Linked DNA regions of Homo sapiens: region 1 is linked to region 2. Evidence: read pairs that join two places in POLR2A ChIA-PET (ENCODE). Cell type or tissue: MCF 10A. All regions are shown on one strand. Links, peaks and the distances in the headings refer to the core of each region. The heading gives the core; the rest is flanking DNA.

Region 1 (8,002 bases), core at 1,600-5,599, 270 kb before region 2:
TCCTTAATGACTAAAAGTTAAGATTGGCAACCAGCTGATCTTAATTCCTCTTTACCATTAGAGCACTCAGTAATTATATTCTTTGGTTTGTTATTGTTGCTCCAGTCTTTCTCCCATCAGATTTGACCACCTTTACCTGACTTGGTCAAATCTAAATGAGAATTACAAATTATGGGAAGGAGTCCTCTGAATTAGCTAAAATTCCTCACAGCTGAAAAAAAAAAAAAAAACTTTATTTCTCTGTTTGCTTCCTTTCTTAAAAAATTGTTCTTTTGTTTACTTTTCTTCAACCCTATTCCTTCTTCCTCTTTTGTCATCTTCGGTATGAAGTGGAAAAAAAAATCTAGATAAGGCTCCTAATGACTTGGACCTCTTAAAGAACTCAGAATAAATGTGCCACTCACCCTTTTCTGAGGTGTTCTGCTTTCTTTGTGGAGTTTCAAGAGTCATGGACAGATTATTCTCAGGTCTAAGGTTTTGCTTTCTTGTATGGCATTACTTGACCTCTTTGGCTTTTTGGGGATACCAGAGATTACCCTGTACTGTAAGAGGATTTGACCTTGGTGTGTGTAACAGTGGACAAGAGCTACAATGTTGGGAGTAGCTGAGGATTTTACAGAAAATGACCATTACTACAGCTGACTACTTGTTTTTTTGAACATTCTTGAATATAAGAAAGTTGTACATGCTTTCTTGGCCCTATTCCTTAAAAGGCTCCACCCTAAAGCCAGTAATCTAATGAAGCTACAGTTAAAATATCATCTATCAAACTAAGTTATTTTAATAAAGGAAATTTACATAATTAAAGGAAATCTTTTTTTTTTTTTTTTGAGACAGAGTCCAGCTCAGTTACCCAGGCTGGAGTGCAGTGGCAAATCTCCACTCACTGCAACCTCCACCTCCTGGGCTCAAGTGATCCTCCTGCCTCAGCCTCCCAAGTAGCTGGGACTGCAGGGATGAGCCACCACACCCAGCTAATTTTTGTATTTTTGTAGAGACGGGGTTTTGCCATGTTGCCCAGGCTGCTCTAGAACTCCTGAGCTCAAGTGATCCACCCACATCACCCTCCCAAAGTGCTGGGATTACAGGCATGAGGCACTGCACCCGGCCAAAATCTCTTTTTTAAGAACATCTATGTCTCTGCACCTAAACCACTAGGAATTTTAACTAAGGAGAAAACAATGGCTTAAAGTTTATATAACAGACCTTGCCTTTGTTTAGATCTAAGAATGTGCTTTTGAGATGTACATTGTCTACCTTGTTTTACCTAAAGTTAGGTCTTTGGAGATCCAAATTTCGTTAACAATTGTGTAGGATACAGAAGAGGTAATCAATAAATTAATAGTCTAAAGTAGGGAAGGGAAAATTTTTGAAAACAGGCAAATGAAAAACTTTAAATCCATAAGATCTGTCTGTCTGAGTCTGATATGCCTATATGTTCATGTATAGCATGTGAAAATAATATTTCACTACCAATTATATAAAAGAGCTCTAATTAATTGGCCTAAAGAAAAGTAAGCATTTATCAGACTAATAGAAACTAATTCAGAGGCTTTTCAGTTCACATGACTTTAGTAATCTTTGGTAAGATTAATTTGGTAAATATAGTCTCAAAATTCTCTCCAATAATTTAAAATCTTAAAGTCAGGTCATGTTAAATTAAGTAATCCTAGGTTTTTTACTGGGAGTAGGGTTACCAAGAGTTAGAATAGACCAGACATGGTGGCTCACACCTGTAATCCCAGCACTTTGGGAGACTGAGGCAGGCAGATCACGAGGTCAGGAGATTGAGACCAACCTGGCCAACATGGTGAAAGCCCATCTCTACTAAAATACCAAAAAAAAATAGCCAGGCGTGGTGGCACACACCTGTAGTCCCAGCTACTCAGGAGGCTGAGGCAGGGGAATTGCTTGAACCTAGGAGGTGGAGGTTGCAGTGAGCTGAGATCATGCCACTGCACTCCAGCCTGACAACAGAGTGAGACTCCGTCTCAAAAAAAAAAAAAAAAAAAGAGTTAGAATAGCAGGAGAGTAGGATGTTTTGGTGAAGTTTACAAAAAACATGAATATGTGGTTTTTGCTTGAGAAAATGTAATTTTTTCTAGTTTAGAGGACTTTTCTGTAACGAAAACACAACTTCAGTTGTTCACTGCTTACAGAGTCCAATTAACAAGAGCAAGGTCTGGTATAAAGAAAGTGACTTTTTATTCCAAAGCCAGCTTAGGGGAATAAGCTTCCTGCCTTAAGGGTACCACTTTGCTTTTGGAGGCAGAACGCAGACACTTTTTAAAGGGGGCTTGACATGAATGGCACACAGGGAAGAAAGTGAGCAGGTGGGGGTCCACATAACTCTCTTCAGTGCCTTATCTGCTGGGTGGTTGAGCTGACAACTGCTGGCACCTTCCTGGACAGAACTAGGTTGTAAAGGTGCCCAAAACTCTCCAAGTGAGAGACATTTTCATAGCAGGTATACTTTGGGTTGTAGATTGACCGTTGTCTCTCCAGGCAACCTCCTCATGGGTGAGAGTTCCACCCTGAAGCTTCTAAGCACATAATTAGATGAACTTTCCCTGTAGGGAGTGTCTGGTGAAAGGAAGGTAAAAGGTTATAATTGCATTTCTAAAGGGCTAAGCAGAAAGTAGAGGGTGGGGAAAATGGAGAAAAGATAAAAGAAGAGAAAAAAATAAAACACGATAATAATTCATTCTCTTTTTCTTAGAAAAATGGAGGTCTTTGATTGCATTGCTACTGGTGTGGAGATAAAAACCACTGTTCACATCCAACCATTTTTTTTTTTGTAAACTGGTGAGTTTGTATTGATATTTCACGGTTAGAATTCCAAAGTAAAGGCTATAGGATCCTTATTTGTATGGGTGTGCATGTGTGCTTAGGTGTGTTTACATGTACATGCATGTGTTTTGTTATGTGTTGTGGCCATAAGGTACCAAACTGGTTTAAAAATAAAGGAGTATTCATTAAGTAAATAAGCCCAAAGGATTCTCAAGTTTATATAACTTAAGTAAATCTTTAATAAATAGGCAGGCTTTAAAATTATTAGTAAAATAATATTAGAAATGTCTTCAGAATTGTCTACATACATTATTGCAAGCTTGTCCAACCCACAGCCCCTGGGCTGCATGTGGCCCATAATGGCTTTGAATATGGCCCAACACAAGTTCATAAACTTTCTTAAAACATTATGAGATCATCTCATGTGATTTTTTTTTTTTTAGCTCATCAGCTATCACTAGAGTTAGTGCATTTTATGTGTGGCCCAAGATAATTTTTCTTCTTCCAATGTGACTCAGGAAAGCCAAAAGATTGGACACTCTTGCATTATTATTTAGATTTTTTGGTCAAGTGGTTGTGTATTTATCTCTGCTAAATATTATAAGGTGTCAAGATTTTGCATGATGCTTATAAAGTTATAAATGCAGCTGAAAAGGAAATTATCTTTGTGCAATTTTTTGATAAATAAGGCATTTAATATTGTTGGATTAATGAAAACAGCTAAATCCTGAGTTGTTTGCAAAACACACACACATACACACATTTATTTAACTTTAAGGTTCTTACTTAGGTATAAACACCTGAAATTCACAGGTTATAAAAATGTTTAACAGGGAAATAACTTCAAATGATGACTATCACAATTTTCATAAGTAATCTACGTAAACTACTAAAAAATTAATTAGGCAAATGTAATGGAATAAATGCTTGTAAATAAACTTGTAATATACCTTAGAATCTGAAATTAGATAATAAATATGTATTAAATGTCTGGGTCAGTTCTGATTTTTTAAAAAATTACATTATAGGAAACCATTTTTCTAAAAGAAGTGTTCTTATTGGCTGAGCACTGTGGCTCACACCTATAATCCCAACACTTTGGGAGGCCAAGGTGGGCAGATCACAAGGTCAGGGGTTCGAGACTAGCCTGGCCAACATGGTGAAACCCCATCTCTACTAAAAATGCAAAAAACAATTAGCTGGGCATGGTGGCAGGCACCTATAATTCCAGCTACTTGGGAGGCTGAGGCAGGAGAATTGCTTGAACCCAGGAGGTGGAGGTTGCAGTGAGCCGAGATCATGCCACTACACTCTAGCCTGGGTCACAGAGCAAGACTCCATCTCAGAAACAAAAAAAAAAAAAAGAGGTGTTCTTATTAAAAAAATAATTTTTGTCTAAGTCAAACATTATTTAAAGGTTATTTATAAAACAAGGTAAACAGAACCAGTAAATAAGAGAAATGTAAAGAAAATTATGAATATAAAGGGGGTTTTTTAGTAAGAAAACTTAAAAGGAAAAAAATTCTATATGAGAAAGAATCTTGTGTGATGAATTTTTTGTCCCAAAATAAAATGACTGGTTATTAAAGAAAGTGGGATGAAACCGGAAGTCCAACCATGTTATAAATGGTTTGTGTAAGTCATAATAAGGTTTGTATAAAGAAATTATGAAAAAAAACTTTATGTGATCAAGTTGGCTATAATTAAAAAAGGAAATTATTTATACTAGTCTTTCTAGAGATTGGCCTTTAATATTAAAAATATATATTAATAAACTGAAGAATTGTTTAGAAAAACAAAATTTTCTTAAAGTATTAATTTATTCTTATAAAATTATAAGAAATTTTAACATTTTTAACCCAAAAGCTCAACTTTTATTGTGTCTCACTGTTTTTGGCTTTCTCTCCCCTTTGAGAAGGCCTGAGACAATAACTCTCTCCTTCAACTTTTTCATGAGCTCTTATAATTTTTTTCCTCAGGTTCTAACTGTAGTTGTGGCCTGATGCTAAAAATGTTTTATCCCAAAGATCTAATGAAAATGTTTTCTTCCAACATAACATTCTGTGCTCTTAGCTTTAAACTCTTCTATTAAATAAAAAACTTTCCCTTATGACCTAGGCCACACTCTTCCTAATTATTCAAGTCCTAGAAAACTGAGATTTTAAAAACTTAAGGTTATTACATCCATGTAATTTTCTGTATTCTTTTTAAACTCTTTGTGCTGTTAAGTTACAGGGCTTTGACTCCTGGATCTAAAACGGACACCAAGTCTTGCTAATTCTTGCAAGCACTGACATTAGCTAAAGCCTTATCTTCAGACCTGAGAGAATATGACAATCAAAGTAAACTGCATTCATGAGACACAGAGTCAGAAGTTAAAACTATTCAACCCCTCTAGGCCCAGGAACTAGTGTGAAATCTCACACTGAGTGTGTGAGATTATAGGGCTGATTCTGGGAGAGAAAATTAGTTCAAAGTTTCTCTGTAAATTAAAAATTAATATCAATGGCACACGATGCAAGATGAGCATCTGAGCCCCTGTGTCAGATTAACAAGGTTTTCTTGGAGCATTAACCCACTCTCTAATTAAAAAAAAAAAAGTTATTACAAGGTTTATAGAAATTATATCTTATGGTCAAGATGATTAAAATGTAATGGATTAGCCTGGTGGGGTGGCACACACCTGTAGTTCCAGCTATTCAGGACTAAGCTACTCGGGAGGCTAAGGCAGGAGGATCACTTGAGCCTGGGAAGTGGAGGTTGCAGTGAGCTGAGATCATGCCACTGCATTCCAGCCTGGACAACAGAGAAAGACCTTGTCTCACAAAAAAAACAAAAACAAACAAACAAAAAAAACACCAAAAAATAAAATTTAATAGATTTGTTTATGAAATTTGAGAGACAGATTTAATCACCTTATGCTGTCTTTATTAGGGCTTATTGTTTGGGAAAGTAAGTTTCCTTTCTCAAAGAATAAAAGTTTTTGCTTTTTTTTTTGGAAATCTTTGAGTTATCACTTTGCCTAAATAAATGACTTATTTTACAAGACTTGTGACTCTATTTTGTGATACCAAGAGTTTTAAACTTTTAATATCGGACAGACTTTCCAAAATCAAATGATAAATTCAATCCTTTTGGCTTCATTAATGTTTTGATATTAGGTCCCCTGAAGTCCCAAGGAGACATATTCAGCTTATTTGGTATAATAAAATCATACAGGAGGCATTGTCAAATATAAAATGGTGTTTAAACTTCTTTGGATAATATTTATTTATTTATTGACTTATTTATGAAATACAGTCTCACTCACTCTGTCACCCAGGCTTGAGTGCAGTGGCACGATCTCAGCTCACTGCAACCTCTGCCTCCTGGGTTCCAGCAATTCTCCTGCCTCAGCCTCCTGAGTAGCTGGGACTACAGGTGTCCGCCACCATGCCTGGCTAATTTTTGCATTTATAGCAGAGAGGGGTTTCACCATGTTGGCCAGGCTGGTCTCAAACTCCTGACCTCAAGTGATCCACCTGCCTTGGCCTCCCAAAGTGTTGGGATCACAGGCGTGAGCCACTGCACCTGGCTTGATTATATTTATATAAATGTGTCATTAGCATGTGTTCCAAAATTGTATGAGATTCCTGAGATTCTGATATGTCTTAGTATATATTATCAGTAATAATTATAATTGCTATGTAAAACTGTTGTATGCCACAGAAGTAACCAAATTTCCTTGTCATTTGTATCTTTACCCATGGCTGTTCTAAGACTTTTGTCATCCATGATTGTTTTACTTCATCCTTTTATAGGGTGGTTTATAATCAGCTATAGAACTCTGAGGAGTACTCTTAAATATAGGTTTCTAATATCTTTAGAAAATATGCCATTGGAATAAAGAGAAAGAAAACTCCCAGAACTCTCATGGAGAGCTGATGTATTCAGGAGGATTGCTGATCCAATATCGAGCAGAACAGGAATTAATTGCATGGACTGAACTAACAGAAGATTGAAATCCTCTTTTATGGCTTTTTGTCTAAAACACTTGCTGATTCTTCCTGTTTTGTTTTCTAGAGTCAAGAAAGTTTTCTCTTCTTTAAGCTGTTTACAGCTTTTAACAATTGAGTAAAGTATACTCTAATAAGAAAAATTTAAAACAACTCCATTGCAATTGCTTCAGAATTTGGAAACTATTTGGTGAATATCCTTAGTTTATGACAATGTAGTTCTTTGCATAAATTCAATAAGAATCTATTTTCTTTTATAACAGGACATAATTGGAGACACTGGTGATTTCATCAAGACTTTGATTGTAATGACATTTTCAGATGGCCTTGAGAAAATGAGGCTGACCTATAAAGCCAATAAAAGCGCCTTGGAAAACCTGGGATCATACATTTTTATTTGCAGCGTACTGACTTGGGATAAGTAAAGAATGTCACTTTCTGACAGGCCCAGGAAACTCAGGTTTTCTTGGGACCTTGAAAAAAGAGTAATTCACCCAATTCACACAGGTATCTGCAGGCACAGTAAATTCTTAGCTGGGCTCAAGGCTTTTAAAAAGTTCAAATCTTAGATTCCTTATGAAAAGCTTCCAGCAAAGCCAATTTTATAAAGAGAAAGAGAGAGCCTGCATGGCAAATGATTATTCTTGCTGAACTTTATGCAAATAATCAAGCCAAGTAAATAGAACTAAAACTTATTTGAAACATAAATTGGTCCTACTATGATTTTGTCTTTAATAAAATTTGAAAATTGGAGACAGAAAAATTACATTTCAAACTATAGTACACCTGTTATTAGATTCTAGTCTTGCCTAATGTTTCTGATTTTTATTATTTTCCACAATTTAGACTGAATTCTAAAATTTTTCCTGACTATAAGTCTCCAAAATAATGTTTACAATTTTTTTCCCTTTTTCCTTTTTTGTCCATTTTTCCTGACTTGAAATCACTAGGAATGAAGCTGTGCTCTTCTTAAAGCCGTGCAAACTGAAGCTAGACAACTTAAACTTTGCAAGAAAATAACAGCAACCTATTTATATACATAAACCACTTTTATACCTGCCTACTGATGTATGGACTTCAGAGTAATATGGCCTATATCAGTTTTCCAAGACTGTTTTCACTTTTTGTTTGTTTGTTGTTTTCTTTCTCTCTTCCTCTCCCATTTTTTTTTCTTTGTGGGATGCGAGACCTTACAACCTGCTAAAAATGAGCTTTCC
Region 2 (8,002 bases), core at 1,401-5,400:
CTGTACACACATATATATATGCGTGTGTGTGGCTATACACACACACACACACACACACACATACACACACACACACACACACATGTGGCATTGAGTAGCCATAGCCTCAGGCTCACCAAAAAGAAGAGAATCCCCAAAGCTCTCAGCAGTGCTTTCATTCCTGGAGATGGGTACAACCCCAATATCGTGGGGACCCATGTAAAAGCTAATCTGTGACCAGAATCACCAGGCAGTTGTTCTAATTGCCCCCTCTTCTTTCGTGAAAAAAGAATAGGTAATATGGGGTTTTGTGTCTGCCTAAAGAAAAAAGCAACCTAAATGTGACTTTTCTTAAGAGAGCTATACAAGCTTGTTCTCCAGGCTTCTCTTTAAAATTGTGAAATTAAAACCAGCAAGGGCAGGGCTTGAAAGTGGAGGGTAGAGGAAAAAAAATGATGTTTAGAAAGAACTGAATCCTAAATAACCTTTTAAAGTGAGAAAACTATTAATTAAGAAACCTAATCTTTGTATTTCACTATAGGCAGCCCAAAAGCCAACAGCATGCCTTAGCTTTCAAGCAGACAGTGTCTCTGTTTCTCCAAGGGCACAGTAGAGATGTTGCCAGGCAACAGTTATCCGAGGGACGCCCCTTTGTCCAGAGAGGAAGGCCAAACCCGTAAGGAGAGTCTGCAGAGGCAGTCGCTTGGGAGGGTAACAGGACTCTGTGAGAAATAAAGGAAGACTGTCCAGGGAGGGACTGTGTGTCACTATTGCTAGGGGCTGGAGGAGCCAGAAAGCACGTCTTATCATTTGAGGTGAAAAATCCGAATCCACCTGCCTGATGACGTGGCTTTGGCTGATGATGATATTTAGTAGTTGGGCTACAGGGAGCAGCTTAGTCCAAATATAGTCTGTTTAGCTGACCTTCTTAGCTCAGATTAGAGGGAAATGCCAGTAAGGCAGAGCACATGGGTTATAGCCCTTTGTAAGCCAGTTAACTTTGCAGAGAAAACACCTATTCCACAACCACCTATGCACCACTATGACACCAGAATGTGCCATGGCTCACAGGGGGAAGCTAGGCTGGTGCTCTTTAGGAGCCCCCAAATCCTTGTCATTTCCCAAACCCATCTACTTCTTGACCATCCTCTTACTGCGACTTGGGTTATTCTTCCACTTTGGAAAGTTCTCTCCCGTTCTTTGACCTTTAAAGTCCTACTCAATTACTCTCTTTGGTGAAGCCCTTCCAATGACCAAAGGCTGAAAGTGTTGATCCCTTCTCAATGAGCCTATTTCATGTCTTTATCTTTTAAATGGTGCATCAGATACACCAGATATAAACTTTTCATAGACATGTGCTCTCCCCACCGAGATTCATGCTCTCTGGGATGTACAATGTCTATGTCTATGGCCTGTCTGTAGCCCAGCACCATGTTTGCATCAGCCCTCATTCACAGCTCTTGATTGCAGTGTTTCTTGACAATGTGTCAGTAATGTCATCTTCAGTGAGGGAAGGAAGGCACGTGAATAGGATCAGTGTGACTCTGGGACTGTGGCTGGGTTCCCTCATGTTATTCATTCAACATTTAGAGACAGTATTTTCTCAGTTCTACATCTACCAGGTGCAACATGGGATGATATGGGTACCCTGAGGGTGACAAAAATAAACAAAATGTCATCTCTCCCCTCTTGAATCTCGTATCTGAGCTCTCACTGTCTGAAGCTGGATATGTTCTGCAGTTTCTCCAGAGAAACAGAACGAAGAGGAGACTAGCGCGCACGCGTGCGCGCGCGCGCGTGTGTGTGTGTGTGTGTAGGAATTGGCTCACTTGATTAATTATGGAGGCTAAGACATCCCATGAGCTGCCACTTGCAAGCTGGAGACCCAGGAGAGCTGCTGATGTCACTCTGTGTGAGTCCAAAGGCCTAAGAACCAGGGAAGCCAATGGTGTAGATCCCAGTCCCAGGGCAGGAGATGACAGATGTCCCAGCCCAGGTGGTGAGACTGGAAAAAGGAGGCAAATTCCTGCTTCCTCTGCCTTTTGTTCTAGTCAGGCCCTCGACAGATTGGATGATGTCTGTCCAGATGGCAGAGGGCAATCCACTGATTCAAATGCCAATCTCATCCAGAAACACCCAGAAGCAATGCTTAATCTGGGCACCCCATGGTCCACCCAAGTTGACATGCAAAGTTAACCATCACAAGTACATATAAATGGTTCATTTTTACAGTGGTGATCTGTCAGCCAGTGGGTATTAGGAGTTGTGTGCAAAGCTCAGACTCAGGTGCTGATAAGAGATACAAAATGACAGAAGGGCTCCTGACCCGGAGAAGTTTCTATTTTAGTAGAGAGAAAGTATAAACCATGTGGAAAAATACAGAATGCCCTATGAAGTGATGCCTCGTTTTCTGGCATTGTGGAGGATTTATACAACTCCTCAAGAGGGGATGTTCTAGATAAATAAAATTTACACTGCCAACTGCCCAAACTTCATGTTGACTAATTTTTGATTACAGTCTTTCTAATGGGTTTTATAATTTCCTTGGTCTTTGAAACAGAAGTTATTAAATATAATTTAACTTTTTCCTTGGAGCCTTCAAAATTTCCAGGGGGGAAAAAAAGAATTTCTCACTCAGAGGAGTCAGAGTGGGCTCCATGAGAAAGCACAGTTGAGTAACTTGAGGGCTGGGTGAACAGCTGAACCTAAAGAATCTTGAATAGCATGTTGGCATCAGATTAGGGTGAGATTGCAGTTGAAAATATAAAAGGCTTATTATCAGATTTGCAGATGGCTAAGTTGGATGCGCTAGCTGGCTAATGTACGGTGCTAATGTACGGTGGCAGAATGAGACATGCGGACAGGAAGAGACAATGGACTGAAACTGACAAAATGAAGTCTAATAAGGATAAATGCCAGCAGTTCATGCGAAAAAGACCCTTGGCTTTTAGCTAAGTACAGGCTCAGCATGAGTCACCATCAGTCCAACGTGGCTGCCAAATTCCAAGTGTTTACCATATGCCAGGCACTGTGGGAGGTCATTTACACACACTATATAACTTAATCCTCCGTGAAGGTGCTATTATTTTTATCTTCATTTTAAAGAGAAGGAAACTGAAGTTCAGAGAGGTTAAGTAACTTACTTACCCGCGGTTATGCAGCTACTAAGTGGTGGAGCTGGGACTTGAATCCAAGATTGTATGATTCCAGAACTTGAGCTCTTAACCCCCCAGGCAATGTGACCAAAATCCTCCGTTGAATTAATAAATTATGGGCTGGGCACTGTGGCTCACGCCTGTAATCCCAGCACTTTGGGAGGCCAAGGCAGGCGGATCACCTGAGGTCAGGGGTTTGAGACCAGCCTGGCCAGCATGGTGAAACCCATCTCTACTAAAAATAAAATAGAATAAAAAATTAGCAGGGTATGGTGGTGCATGCCTGTAGTCCCAGCTACTCAGGAGGATGAGGCAAGAGAATCTCTTGAACCCAGGAGGCAGAGGTTACAGTGAGCCAAGATCATGCCACTGCACTCCAGCCTGGATGACAGAGCTAGGCTCCATCTAAAAAAATTTTTTTTAATTTTAAAAATTAATAAATGATGTGTCCAGTACATCAAATTCTGGATAAGGAGCTCATCCAGAGGTGGGTGGCCAGGATGTTAAAAAGCTGGAGCCTGAGTCACATGAGGAATGAAGAGAAGACTTAAGGGGACATAAGTCCAGGCTTCCATAAGTCCAGGCTTCCATGGCTCCACACTCCAGGCCCAAAGCGTCACACCAGAACCAGAGTCAGAGTGCCATAAAGGAATTTCCCGTTCTGTATAAAGGAAAACTCTGACATGAGTTGCCATGTGTGGTCCTTGTGTTCCTGTCCCTAGATGTCTGAGCCAAATGACCATGCCAGATACACTAGACATAGACTTTGTGCCTTGGGAGATGGGTTGGACTCTAAGGTCCCTCTATGATCTTGTGAGCATCCAGCTGCTACTTCCTCTGCTGATTAGTCCTGTATTTTAGGTTTGTGTGTGTTTGTTTTTATTTTGGCTCCATTGTGACTCTCACTTACCGTCATTATATCTGCCTCTGAAGTCCTCTAAGCCCCTTCTAATGTGTTGCTCCAAAAGTTTATAGCCTGGGCATGATACCTGTGTCAATCAAGTTAACTAAGATTTACTGTCTATAGGAGAATGGCATAGAGGTGGGCACCACAGGGCTCTCCGGTGAAGTAGAAAGCATGGGTTGGATATTGGGGATTGGGAACAAACAGCTCTCCAGGAGGCCCAGGGTTAGGGTGTACTTCAGGAAGTAATTGCATGTGCTCTTTGTCTCTATCCTTTCCCCAGCACACACACTGGCACACACTCACACACTCACATACACACTCCTACACACCCACTCATACATACACATACACACACTCATATGCACTAATGCACATTCACACACTCATACACACGCTCACACACTCATACACACACTCATACACACATGTTCACACATACACACTCACACACTCATACACATACACTCATACACACGCTCACATATACATACACTTACTCACACACATACACATGCTTAGATATACGTACACTCACACACACTCATACACTCATACACATGCCCACACTCATACACATACACATACACACATACACTCACATATACACACTCATGCACACATACACTCATACACACTTATATACCCATATACACATATATACTCTCACACACTCATACACACATTCTCACACACGCATACACACATAAACTCATACACGCTCACACACATACACTTATACACACACATCATACACACACACATTCACATACACACTCATACCCTCACACACATTCACACTCACATATACACAAATACACACTCACATATACACACACATACACACACTTTCACATACACACTCACACACACTCTCACCTGGGCCCAGCCAGCGGTCTCTGGCCCTGCGCTGCAGGCCTCGGGCTGGTGTCACTCAGCTTCCAGCTCCCGCAGGGGCAGGAGAGGAGTACAGGCTGCGCCCGCTGGGATAACCCGCAGCCGCTGCCGCCTGGTGCCGCCGGAGTCGGCTGTCATCAATCCGCTTCCCTGCTGGCTCCTGATCTTTCTGACCCGCCAGATTCCTGCCCTCTGACTCGTTACCCTGACTTTCTCTGTTTGAGTAAGCCTGGGGGCATTTCATAAAGCACTCTCAGCTCTGCCTTTCCCATCTCTCCTCGCCATGGAGGCTGACCGGTCCTCTGCATGCGGGCCCGTGGGCATGTGGGCTGGACATCCAGCTGGCCACCTGCCTGAACCCCAGGCTGCCCTCACCCTCAGCCACCCAGACGCAGCCCCAGGGCTGAGCTCCACACTGGGCCTTCAGTGGGAGCCTACAGACCTTGCAGCCTTTCGAGACCAAGCTAATGTTTCTGGGGGGAAGAGCAGCTCCCTGTGAACCACCACCTGACCAGCAGCCCCTTGGCTCGTGGCTCAGAGCCCAGACCCTTGCCTCAGCTTCCCCATCTGGGTAGTTCATACAGTCCCAAAGAAGAAACTGGGCAGGGGTGGTGGCGGTTATGAATCAGTGTCTCCAGTCATGCAGGAGTTGGGCCAGCTTCTGGGTCATGCCAGCACCCATCTGGGTCTCTCTACTTTAGACTTCTCTAGGGCAGGATTTGCAAAGAATGTTTTTTTAAGCAATGAAACCTTTTCTTTAAACCAAATCTTAGAAGACTCAATATATAAAACAGATGGAACCAGGAATGCAAATCAGGTGATGAGAAGGGTGTCTGAGCCCCTGCTAGGGGCTTACCCGGCAGAAACAGCATTCCTGCCCCCAGGGAAGGTGGAAAGGAGACACTGCTGGCTTGGCTGTGCTGCTTGGACACTAACTGGAATGGAGTCCTGTGGGGCTTCAGCCCTGGCAGGGCTTAGCTTAGCACTGAGCGGGAGCCAGGCCAGGTATCTGCTCCCAGGGTTCAGAGAATTTCACTGCAAAATTGTTCAGATGAGGCTGGGCACAGTGGCTCACACCTGTAATCCCAGCACTTTGGGAGGCCAAGGTGGGAGGATCACAAGGTCAGGCGTTGAAGACCAGCCTGGCCAACATGGCGAAACCCCGTCTCTACTGAAAATACAAAATTAGCCGGACACAATGGTGGGTGCCTGTAGTCATAGCTACCGGGAAGGCTGAGGCAGGAGAATCATTTAAACCTGTAAGGCCAAGGTTGCAGTGAGCCGAGATCAGGCTACTACACTCCAGCCTGGGCAACAGAGTGAGACTCTGTCTCAAAAAATATATAAAATAAAAAACACATAATTAAAAAAAAATAAGAGCCCACCTGCATTATCTTATGTGTAAAGCCCATGTCACAGCAGATTAAATTAGCTATGTAGCATCACTGTGGCCCTTAAAAAATTGGTGACAGAGGTACAGAGGTTCATTAGCTTGTCCAATAGCAGGTAACTCATCTGAACTTCAGAGCCCAAGATTGCTATAGCTATTCCTTGTCAAGGGGACCTCCTTGAGCCCATCTTTCCTAAAACACAGTCCAGAAACACCTCTGCTCTCCAAGTTCAGTGATGTGGCATACTGAGAAAAACCACAGAGCAGAAAAGCAGAAAAAGCAATCAAACCACCATGCAAATGTCCTAAAATCCATGCACTTTACTCCTGGGGAGGAACAGCCATTTAGAATCTAATTTCTCTTTACAAAAAACTCTAACAATCTTCGTTATCTGGCTTCCCAGCTCACAGGATGTGAGTCTGGGAAATTATAAAATGGGGAAAGGAATGCTAATGGCAAGCATCCTCACATCGGGAAAATGCAGCCGCCTAAGAATGAGACGGGAAACCAGCAAAATGCAGACCCAGGGACCAGAGAAGGACCAGCAGCCTGGACAGCTAGCCAAGGGCAAGAGCGATAAGAGGCTCCCTGGGCAGAGGCTATGATGGGGAGAGTTGGCACATGTCTCACAAGAAGCCGGGGAGAATGCACAGGCTCTGTTGATAAAGGCAGGAAATCTGCAACACACTCTAGAAAACAATAACAATCATCCTCGAGAATCTTGGAAGTCTGGTGTTCCCTGGGAGGCTCTGAATAACCCAGGTGTTATTGTGAAAGAAAAATCAATGGGCTAGAAAACTAATAAACAACACCACTGAACAGAATTTTAATTTCTAAAAATGAAAAAGCAGCCCTGTGGCTTTGCTCTGTGCATGGATGAGCCCACTCTGTGTGCTAATGGCCTCAAACCAGCTCAGCCTTTAGATGGAGCACTTCACAACAGGAAGAGTCACCAGGGATCCTGGCCATCAATGTGGCAGGCCATGCCAGCTGGTTTGCACGTGTCATTTAATCTCTGTAATAACCTTATGAGGTAGGGACTCACATAACCTTCCTTCCTTTTTTTTTTTTTTTTTTAGATGAGAAAATGAAGCCCAGAGAGGCTGAATACCTTGTCTAGGGTCACACAGTGGAGTCCCGGCTGACTCCAGAGTCCTCCCTCTTCCCCACTCAGTGATGTTACCTCTGTAATCACAAACTATATCCTGAGCCCCAGGCCGTGTCTCCCGAGCACATAGTATCACTTACAAGGGAGCAGGAAAGACATGAGAATAGAGCTGAGCCCACCAAACACCCAGCACAGAGCCAATATCCCACTGAAGCTGGGCCTGGAGTTCAGACTGGCCCTGCCCTGGGCATTTAAGGCCAGTGTCAGGACTGCGATTATAAATGAAGATAAAAAATGTGTACCAGTGGGCTGGGTGCAATGGTTCATGCCTGTAATCCCAGCACTTTGGGAGACTGAGATGAGCAGATCACTTGAGGTCAGGAGTTTAAGACCAGCCTGGCCAACAAGCTGGTTAAAGCTCGTACCTACTAAAAAAAAAAAAAAAAAAAAAAAAAAAAAAAAAAAAATCCAAAAACATTAGCCAGGTGTAGTGGTTTCACTAAGGAGGTTTCCTTAGTTTTTCTAAGCACCTGTAGCTCCAGCTACTTGGGAGGCTGAGGCAGGAGAA

The links. Peaks named below come from ENCODE experiments on the same cell type or tissue, not always from the same donor. Only the 100,000 strongest peaks of a DNase experiment are listed, where the experiment ranks them.
Region 1: POLR2A ChIA-PET joins it to region 2 with 6 read pairs; 2 of 35 experiments call an interaction of 5 or more read pairs at or near these places.

Annotation. Positions count from the first base shown.
Region 1 is chr7:135,982,758-135,990,759 of GRCh38, reverse strand. It overlaps a transcript of LOC105375523 not described here. Among named protein-coding and RNA genes, the nearest start is that of MTPN, 9.4 kb to the right of the region's middle. In MCF 10A, for the core only: no CTCF peak of the experiment used is centred there; no DNase peak of the experiment used is centred there.
Region 2 is chr7:135,711,863-135,719,864 of GRCh38, reverse strand. All of the region lies in intron 2 of SLC13A4 (solute carrier family 13 member 4), which reads left to right. Among named protein-coding and RNA genes, the nearest start is that of SLC13A4, 12 kb to the left of the region's middle. RefSeq lists an enhancer at 4,394-5,260. In MCF 10A, for the core only: no CTCF peak of the experiment used is centred there; DNase peaks (open chromatin) are centred at 2,964 and 5,124.